2 separate regions of the Homo sapiens genome follow, and region 1 is linked to region 2. Evidence: chromatin loops called from intact Hi-C (ENCODE). Cell type or tissue: endothelial cell of umbilical vein. All regions are shown on one strand. Each heading gives the region's core, and the rest is flanking DNA. Links, peaks and the distances in the headings are about the cores only.

Evidence for each region. Peaks named below come from ENCODE experiments on the same cell type or tissue, not always from the same donor. Only the 100,000 strongest peaks of a DNase experiment are listed, where the experiment ranks them.
Region 1: a loop joins it to region 2, with 7 times the contacts of the local background. A loop is called at or near these places in 4 of 110 quality-filtered maps.

The regions. Positions count from the first base shown.
Region 1 is chr2:36,410,993-36,416,385 of GRCh38, forward strand. The region is part of intron 2 of CRIM1 (cysteine rich transmembrane BMP regulator 1); the gene reads left to right. It overlaps LOC124905989 (a long non-coding RNA gene), which reads right to left. Exons shown (of 2, transcript XR_007086282.1): 2 at 5,355-5,393. Among named protein-coding and RNA genes, the nearest start is that of CRIM1, 58 kb to the left of the region's middle. In endothelial cell of umbilical vein, for the core only: no CTCF peak of the experiment used is centred there; DNase peaks (open chromatin) are centred at 1,049 and 2,379; H3K27ac peaks cover 4,254 bases.
Region 2 is chr2:36,482,480-36,487,872 of GRCh38, forward strand. All of the region lies in intron 7 of CRIM1 (cysteine rich transmembrane BMP regulator 1), which reads left to right. Among named protein-coding and RNA genes, the nearest start is that of FEZ2, 110 kb to the right of the region's middle. In endothelial cell of umbilical vein, for the core only: no CTCF peak of the experiment used is centred there; DNase peaks (open chromatin) are centred at 3,232 and 4,232; H3K27ac peaks cover 4,841 bases.

The DNA of each region.
Region 1 (5,393 bases), core at 229-5,228, 72 kb before region 2:
CAGTCGTGTCTGACGCAGATCTGGGTACTAGTCAGGGTTCTAAACTGCCTAAATAAATATCTTGCATATAACATCTAAAGTGACATTTATCTCTGTGGTACTAAAAAGAAAATACTATTCCACTTACATGTTCTTGGTGCCCTTTGGCATTTTGATTGCTAATTACAATAGGACCTTCAGATTGCCTTCTGATTGAGACCTAACTTATTTCTGTTTCATCTGGAATTTTTCAAATACAATTATTATGTGGTGTTAACACTTCATTGCAGCATGGAACTCCCAAAAATGTTGTGTATATATTCTTTCATGCCTCTCAGCCTGGCTTCATGTCTGTCTAGGTACAGGTCTTATTATAATGTTGCCCTTGGGGGTCCTTTTGATATATCAAGAACTAAACCTCTTTAGTCAGGAGAGTGTATTCTGTATGGATTTATAATAAATAGTCTGTGTTCATATGCATAGGAAATAATGCATTTTCTGAAAAAAATTATGCATGTCACTTGTATTTTTTGTACTTTATGTGCCGGAAGAACATTGTATACAAATATGTCCCATGTGCATGTATGAATTTATATAGCTACATGTATATAAGCACATATACATCCATGATGATATCATAGGTAATATGTGGAAATAAGTGCAACCATGTGATTATTTTTATCTTATTCTTTGTGTGTGTGTGTGTGTGTGTGTACAGTTACCTGTGTGCTATTAAATGTGACAGTGCCGATAATAGTGTTACATTCTCTGGTTAAGTGTTTCCTGAGAATTTTGGTCTTCCTTAATGGTGCACATTAGTTATAGACTCTTAACCCGTGAGATACATTCCAGTGGTTCGTTTCTAAGAATCGATGTAATATTATGCACTTTGTAAATAGCTTATAGAGGATAAGCTATGACTCCTGAAATAAATATTATTCAAACTGCTTCCATTTTCATTTCCCTTATCACTATAACAACCACACCCAACTTTGCAATTAAATTGTGTTGTCTATCTGCTTCCCGCACACTAGTGAAGCTGACCCTATTGAATTCAAAGGAAATATGAGAGATAAAGTCGAAAACTGTCTTCCTTTTGTTGACATTTCTAAAGCAACAAGTCAGAAAGCTTGACTCCCTTTAGGTAGACCAGAGCTGCTACGGGTCATGATTAGATGGTATGTCCACTAGTAACTGTGATGACGCCCAACAGAATTATTTGAAACATTCTCAGTAAATAACCAAGAACTCCAGTAAGCAAAAGGGGAGTAGCTGTTAACTTGCAGTTTCAGTTTTCTACAAATGGGGGCGCAGGGGGTGGGGGGCGCACGGAATACCGAGGACAAAGGTAAAGATCGACATAGAATGGAAGTCACCAGATTTCTGCGTTTAACCCATTCTTGCCCAGCCCAAGTGAAATTGTGTTTTGGAGAAGCCTCCATATTTGGCCATCGAGAGATTGGCAGTGGGAATTCTTGGCTGTATTTTACTGCTCTCTTTATTGAAATATTTGCCACATCTGACAGTTCTGTCACTGTTCAGTTCAGAGGGATTTTTAAATCATATACTGACTTTGATGCTTCATGGATTTGTATTATTTGTGTATTCCTCAGTCATACTAACCTTTGTATCAAGATTTTTGCCATATGACTCATATCAAAGTTTTTAAGACATATTTAAAACAAATGAATTTTAAATAGTGGCCCATTTGCTATATGTTAAATTTGATATACAAAATTTTATACATCTTAAATTTATATATCTTTGATATCTTAAATTTGGTATACAAATGGTGGCCCATTTGATATATGTTTGCTTAACATAATGTAACATGATTGATTTTGTTATATTTCCCATGAGCTGAGGTACTGTTGTTTTCTATTACCAGAGAAGACATTTCAGATCTTTTAAATCTTATGTGAAGTACTTCCTAAGAAGAGAAGTAAAATGAGTATATCTCACATTAGTTACTATTATCTGCAGCATCAAAAATAAATGAATATCCCCAGGAAAAAGGTTATAAAATTACAACACCTAGACACATTGAGGTAGGTAGTAAATGTGAAATGGGCTTACGAATGACTTTATTCACTTACTGGCATTTGGGAGGGACTCAGGCTGTCAGGAAAATGAACCAATCTGTATTAATATAAAGCGCTAGAAATATAAATAAATCATGTTTGAAAGCGATACCAGGATTTTCCTTGAATGCTGCTGAATAAATTCTGCTTGTTAAATGTCAGTGAAATGTATGTCACCTGCATGCATAAAGTGAGAGGGCCACAAAAAACATCCACTTACCACTTTGAAATATGTAAGCCCTTTAATGTTCCTTTGACCTTCAGTTAAAGGACATAGTCTCATAGCAGAGGAAATGCCTCAAATTCTAGCATCTGGGTTTGTTTCTTTATACTTTTTTGGCATAGTTACAACAGTAGGGCTTTTCTGTCCTTTAATTTTTTTCACAGTACAGTCAACACAGGCTTTTCACACAAGCGGGAAAGGACGGTTGTGAGGCCAAAAGCAATATGTTTCTTCTCTGTGCTCCACGGCAGAGCCTAATTGAATGGCTTGTTGTTTCAGAGAGAGCCCAGAACCAACAAGCAGACAAACAGAATCCCACACAAATACAAATTGCGTATAAAATTAGATACCTACACACGTGCGTATCAATGGATATGTACTAAAAATGCAGTCAGCGATCTCTTATTTTGAGCTCATTGGCTTAGTCACCGTGTTCCAATTCTTTCATCTTTGCAGTTTTTGGATTTTCATCTGAATTTTCAGCTGGCTAAAGATGTTTCTTCTACAGCTGAAAAGAGAACCTAGTTTCATTACATACACTTGTAAAGTGTATGTATTTGGATGGGGGTGCTCTATTTCAGCCCTATTCATATGTCAACCATATTGTCATTTATCATTAGCAAAAGGTCACTTTTAAGCTTTGCAGAATGAAACGGTGAGATCCGATTTTCCATTAATTAAAAAATATACATCATAACAGTATGCTGGAGACATCTTCATATATTTGTGTTTTCCCTGCTTTACATCCAATAGGTTTCTGTGTATGAGCTTCTCCTGAGACTGAATAATAGCAGCACACCCTAATGCACCTTTTTTAATGGGAATTCAGTTGGGTACCATATGCCTTTCTCACTGCTGAAGGCCTTCATGCTTTGGCATCTCTGCTCTCATCTTACCGGTGATTGTGGGCCATTTGTCTGGTTCTGACATGGAAATATTAGGAAGCAGTGCTGTTATATACAAATCCTTATAGCCTTAAAATTAAATGCAGCTCTCAAAAGCAGCCTAAAAGTTAAATGACACACAAAAGCTTGTTTTGTCTGAAGTTTATATGTTTATTCTGTAGAGTTACATTGGATAGGGTAGTTATCAGCCCTTAGCAAATGCCTACTTAGTTTTCCTTAATCTGTTATTCATTCATTCATTCAACAAATATTTATTGAGCGCCTGCTCTGTTCAGACACTGTGCTAGATTCAGGGCAAACAAGACAGATAAGGTTCTAGTCCCCCCCCGAGCTTTCAGTCTTAAGTGGCAAAAATAAAATTATGTGATTGCTGTTGACGTACAGGGTACTGAGACTGAGATAGGATAGCTTGAGAAAGTCTCTCCTCTGAAGAGCTGATGTTTTAAGTTGGACTGAAAGGTAAGAAGGAGCTGGCTGTGCAAAGAGCTCGTGGAAGAACATTCTAGACAGAGTGAACTTGCCCATGTTCAGTGACCCCAGTATGGGAGAAAGAGTTTTGTGTCCCGAGGGACTTAAAGTTGTGATGTGGCTGTAGTGTATTGAGTGAGTGTTGGGGAGAGTGGCAGAAGAGGAAGCTGGAGAGGCAGGGAAGGGCTCAGTTACACAGACAACATGGTAAGGAGTTTGGATTTTATTCTAAGTATAATAGGAATCCATGAAAGAGTTTGAAGCTTCAGATGGAGATGAGAGGATGCCCTTTTTAAGATCAACTGTGGCTGCCATGTGGAAAATGGATTGTAGCGGGAAGCTAGAGTAGAATCAGAAACATTATTTAGGCCACTGAAGAAGAGCCCAGCCAGGAGACTGCTATGTGGCTGGACCAGGGTGCTAGCAGAGGAGTTGGATAGATTCTCTGTTCCATTTGGAAATACAGTTAAAAGGGCTCAATTAGGTTGGATTTGGGGGTGAGGTTGGGGGTAGACTTCAGAGTGACCCCAGGGTTCTGGCTTGAGCAGTTGGTACCATTTCCTAAGATGGGTAAGACTGGGCAAAAACTAAGGGGAGTCAAAATTACCTGCTTGAGAAACTGAGAGTATACTGGAGGCAGAAGTGATTCTGAGTCCTTTTCTTCGTGTGGTGATGCTATTTGGAAATCAAGTCATTAGAGTGTTTCACTACCTGGAACACATCAGTAAAATTGTGAAAATTCCACCTTGGTAGCTCTTGGTTACAGCTCTTCAGCTTTGTCTTGTGCTGTTTTATCTAATCCTCTGTCTCTTCTGTAGGCTGTTTCTCTGACCTTTGGAGAAGGCTTTTGTTTCTTCCCCAGGGATGTCAACACAACCCATATCCCAATTTGTTTGGCTTCCCTTTAAAATTGTTCATAGATTCTTTCTGTAAGTTTTTCACTACATGCATCTACTATTTCAGGCATGATTATCGTCACACTAGAATCCCGGTGGAACCAAGGCTAGCTGGGGGAAATGAAAGATTGTGAGTGTCATATCTCATGCACACTCCAGAGCATGTGGAGAAGCCCATACCATTTAAATCATTCTTCCTCCATCCCCTAACTGAGGACTTATGTGGTAGGACCTTATTATACTTAGTCTATGTCTGTGTGCTTATCATACCACATTTTATTTTCCTGTGTGCCTGCCAATATCCTCTGAAAGCAGGGACGGTGCCTGGCATCTAGGGGATAGTTAATGAGTGTCTGATGATTTAAAAAAATAATGGATTGGGGCTGGGCACAGTGGCTCACGCCTGTAATCCCAGCACTTTGGGGGGCCAAGGCACGCGGATCACTTAAGGTCAGGAGTTCAAGACCAGCCAGGGCAACATGGTGAAACCCTGTCTCTACTAAAAATATAAAAATTAGCTTGGCATGGTAGGGTGTGCCTGTAATCCCAGCTACTCAGGAGGCTGAGGCAGGAGAATCACTTGAACCTGGGAGGTGGAGGTTACAGTGAGCAGAGATCGTGCCACTGCACTCCAGTCTGGGTGATAGGGTGGGATTTTGTCTCAAAATAATAATAATAATAATAATAATGGATTGGAACTATGGAACTAAATTATAAAAGATAACTTTCATGATATGCTAAAAAATGGGACTTTATTGCCATTGAGGAACCTAAATTATAAAAGATAACTTTCATGATATGCTAAAAGAATGGGAACTTTATTGCCATTGCAAGCTTGTGA
Region 2 (5,393 bases), core at 262-5,261:
TGGGATCATTTGAAGACATTTTTTCTCAGCAGTCATTCAATATCATACTTAAATATAATTTCAAATGATTTCAGAGTAGCAAAAGGATTGTATGAAATAAGAAAAAGTGCAAGGTGTTAATGTGCAATAAATAAGCAATCACCCAGAAATAGTTAGAGGAAAACCAGAAACACTGGTATTTACTTAGTTTATACACACAATAAATTCCTCTGTGCACAGTTGCGTAACCAGTGTTGGCCCTTACCCTATTAGCTACAGTCTCTAGGTACATCGTCAGAGTATGAAATTAGATGAAAGGACCCCACACAAGGATTGTGGTTTTAGATTCTAAGTAAACTAACAGCATCACTAAATATGGCGTGTTAGGACCTCCAGGGAGGAAGAACCTTATTGTGGCTGTTGTTACTGGAGACACATACCTTCCAAATGACAAGATAATGTGTCTTTTGGTTACTCCTGGAGGACTAGGGACATGAACCTGGGGGCCCTTAAAGACTAGGCTGTTACTTGACAGCTAACTTGATTCACAAGTACCTAAGTGCTTTTTAAATTGGCACTTAAGTACTCTCATGATGAATTCTTAGCAAGTTATTGTCAACACCCAATTCAGGTATACAGATAAGCCTTTCCAGTCTGTTAACTGATTATATTCTCACATTTTGCTTTGTTGACTTTTCTCTACATCTCTTGTTTATCGATCTCATTATTTTTATTTTCTGACCCCTGTGAAGAGCTAGGGTGGAAACGTGTGGAATAGCATATAAAGTTTTCAGTTGAATGGCATACATAGACGACACAGCCTTAATCTCCTTAAAAACTAAAAACAAAAAAGAGATTGGACGGCAGAATTAGGTCTTCATCTGCAGGGCCACTGTTATTTGTAACCCTTAATGACAGTGGCTAACATTTCATACAATTGTTATGTGTCAGGTTTAAGTGCTTTAAGAGGAGCAACTAATTTGAGATCCTCACAGCATCCCTTCGGTATGGGTGCTGTCATCCCAGTTTACCATCAGAGAACACAAAGTTCGGAGGCCATGTAATTTGCCCAGGGTCATACAGCTCATAAGTGACAGCACAGTGTGTCCCCAGGACCAGACCCTGGACCCTGAATGGACAGTGCCTCTGCGCTGCAGTGCATTATACCCTGAAAGAGGCTCCATCCCCCTGTAAAGAAAGAATTTGGCATATTCTTTTGAATCCCTAAAACAACATGTGATGTGTAAGTAGATGCTCAAAATTTTTAAATGAGTAAATAATAAGTGAGGACAGTGAGGAGGAAAGAAAGACTGGAGCAGGAAGTCCCAACCAGACCCTTCATACAGATCTTCTTTTTAGTTGAGTGAGGGAGCAGACCCTGATACAGGGTTACCTTAACCAGAGCGTCAAAAGCTGATGGCCATTGGGACCCCTGATCTACTAGTTGAAGGAAGAATAATGTCAGCATGCTTATCACTGAAAACACATTTTGAGAACATAAGTAAGAGTGTTATGGAAGTGTGTGACATGAGGTGGGCCTACATGTCTACAGGCCAGTTGGACCAGTTTCCTGCATTGACGGTTCACCCTTCTGATGGGCACTCAGCTCTGGGCTCCATCCCTGTGTCAGCCTCATGGGCCTTCCAAGACTGATGTGTATTCTGTGGTTTATTCTGTCCCAGTTCAGCCCCTGAAGTCCAGAATCACAGAGTTTAACTGGGGCTTCCCAGACCCTCTAAGGCTAATGCTTGCTGCCACGTTAATGTACTGTTTTTAAGACGCCTTGTGCATGGTGTAGGTGCCACTGCATTTCAGTTACTTACACGGGCAAGGATTTTTTTTACATTGTCATTAGATATTGAGAATTATTTGCTGATTTTTTTTTTCAATAATAGCAAGTATAAATGCTGCCAAAGCTGATTCTTAATGTCAGAGGGATCCTGAGGAGAGGTTGCCATTTCCATTAGAAATCTATTTTGTGATTGAAGGTAAGATAAGGTATCGGGGAGGGAAGTTTTGGCTACATGACATCTATAACATCCCCGTGATTACTCAATAAGAAAAATTCAAGAGATGTGGACAGGTGTGTGGCCAGCTTAGCTGTGACACCTGATGCAAGAGATTAGAGCTTCCTGGGGACTTTGAAGTCTTGATGTCAGACCTGATCTGCCTTCTCATCTTGGGCTGCGGCTGGACCCTGCCCAGGTGGCCACTGTGATCTGAGTGTTCTTCAGGCCTCCTTAGGTGCACCATCTCCTGCACGGAGGAGCTGATGATTTTGATGACCTTAGGGATTTTGAAGCCAACACCAGAGTATCACTTTTCAAGAACTAGGAACAACTTAGGTAATATTTTAAAAGGTAGCATTCAGAATTATACTCAGGTTGCCAGTAAAAAAATTCCGTGCTAGCGGTTGGGCAAATGGGTAGTTTCCCCTCTACTATTTCTGTCTGTCTGAAAACAAAGCAAAATCCATGTTCTATCTCTAACAGGAAGTCAAAGAGTTATTTGTAGATTGTTAAAGCTGGATGAGAGGTATATCAGAGTCCATAGTATTCAGTATTTTTTAAGTTTTCTTCTTAATAAAAAGTTAAAATTGCTATTTGCAGACATATTATCAGATACCCAGCTGAGTTTCAGGCCTAATAATTCTGCTAACCTGGACTTAACTCTTGAAGTAGAGGATAGAGGAATAAGAGATTCACTGTGCATGGATTCCTTCTAATTCTGGGTTTAGGATGGAATGTGGTTGAACCAAAAAATCCACTATCTTTCTTCCTGCCACCTGGCTTTCTTGGATCTCTTACTTAGGGAATCCTGGTCCTACTTGGGACAGTGTTGAAGACTGGATGTCAGGCACGTCTTGACCTATGTGGATTTAGTAAGCCACTTCAGTCTCAGCTCACCCAATACTGTAAGTTGTGCTCCTCTAAAAGGCTGGAGTTCTGTGAGCTGTCAAATATATTGTCGTCTTCTTCATCAATCCCAAATTTATGGAAGCACTATATTCTCTCCCTGAAGGCTGATGATATAGCTTGAATCAAGCTGCCCTTCTAATGAGATTTCCACTGGGCTGCCAGAAAAGTCTGTACCAGGCACATATCTGGGTGGGAATTCTTTGAAACAAGAAAAAATGTTTCCAGCCCTGCCCATAATGCTTCCTCACTGAACAGTATCTCAAATGATTAAGCTACTGCTTTTGTGGCACGGAGTCAAACATAGTTTGGCTGACCCCAAGAGGCAGTGAAGTCAAAGATGCCATAGGGTCACATGTTATTAACATTCTGGTACATAACAGGGATCAAAACTCAGTTTATGGGTGGTATTGCTTCAGTGCCATATACGATGCTATTATTAGTAAGCCAAGAATAATAAAATATTCGTAATAGCCTAAAGACTGTTAGGCATGTGTTTTATCCTTTAACTCTAAACGTCCTGGAAACTAGTTCCATAAATGGAAATTAAAATATAACACAGTCTATTTTTTGCTTGTCCAAATAAGGTCATATGTTGGGTAACAAATGCGTAGCAAATGACTGTTTCTTAACCTAGGTCTTTAACATAAACATCAGAAATTTTTCAATGTTGAATATTGTCATATTTTGATTTTTCTCTGATCATTTAAAATGTCTTTACATATTTGCAATAAAACTAGAATATAGGTAAAGTAAATGCAAAAGACACTCACATCCAGCCTTAATATATCACTTTCAAGATTTTGTGATTTTTCACAGCTATATAGAAATATGTACATTATATGAGTGGCTTTCTTTACATGTTAGATCCACCACTTACATTAATAGTTAAACAAGTGTAGAAATAAATGTTGTAGAAGTAGTTTAATAGAGAAGAAATGTTTATTCTTACTTATACCTAGGAGTTCTGCTGCTGGTTCTCCAAGTCCAGCATGTCTTTGCTTGTGTCGGTAATGCCTTGCTCTTTGTACTTGATTTTGAGTAAGACTGTCATACTGAACCAAGTTTTACGAGTAAAAATGAAGATTGGTCTTATACTCTTAATTTGCTAGATGACCAAACTGATCAATGCCTTAAATGTTCAGAATTGTTGAGAGCTAATTCTGAAACACATGATTAGAAATTCCTCTGCCCCTGAGTTTACAGAGCTCAGCTGTTAAGTATTTCCCTGTTGAAGTGGCGTGCAAGGGGGTGGGTTGCTCTTTATTTCCTCTGCTGTCTACTTCCCATACCTAAAAGGGTATTATTGCTGGGAGTCTCATAATTTTCCTACTAAGACAATAATTGCATCTAATAGATCAGACTTGGGCCTGCTAATTTTCATCTAATCAACAGAGGCAGGAAAACATAGTCTGGAATGCTAACTATGTGAATGAAAAATATTTAGTCATTCTTGAAATGATAGGAATGTTTTTCCAACAAGCTTAAATAAACACAATCTCTTTTGAGACTGTGCTAAACTTTTTTTGGATGAGACAACTCTTAGGCAACCAAACAGAAGTTAATGAAGGTTATTAAGAGACATGCCCTTCAGAAAAGGCCTGCAGACTTTAAAAAGAAAAGATTCCATCTTCTTTATGCTGCAACCATTGATAAATAGCAGAATTGGTTTACTTTTTAGCTTTTGTCTACCCAGTAGAATTTAACATTTTAATTAGTAATCATACTGCCCAATGTTCAACAGATACCATTTTACCTAACATGGCTATATGAGACCATCTTATTTTAAAATCCTCATCTTCATCTCCTACTGTTTGCCTCAGTTCCAAGGAATTCATTGGACTCAACACTCCTGTATTTATAGCACCTGATTACACTTTTCCTATGAAGCATGTTTGTTTATTCCCACCAACACAAGGTCCCGCCAGATAATAAAATTATTTTTAAACATACTAAAATGTACATATTCAAGTGAAGTGTTTTTCCTTTCACAAGTTATATGGGAAAAATGTATACTTACTCCAGGGATACAGTCATTCAGAATATTTTTGGTGCCTCTCTTTTGAAACTGACTTTAGAGATCATAGCACATCCTTTTGAATATCCTTAGCTTTGTAAACCCTTGACTTTGAAGGTTTATTAGACTCTAGGAAATAGCCAAAGTCATTTATGTTGAAGTCTGGTTTAAAAAAAAAAAAAAGGTGGCCGATCTAGCTGAGTAAAACTGTTTAGAGGAAGCAAAAAGTGACAGTAAAATAAAGGCACTTTGTCTTCTATGACATAGTAATTTGCTCTGAAAGCAACTATGAAGAGGTTTCAAACAGAATTTTAACATGAACAGCATTTTGGCATAAGAATATAGCCTCTAAAAGTGAGTACTTTTATCAATAACACTTATTTGTAAGTATAACTCCTGGTGTGTTTATAAAAAAAATCAATTCACCTACTACATAGTATTTTTATGACTTCTAGGGATTAGAGGCATGTATTTAAATGGTC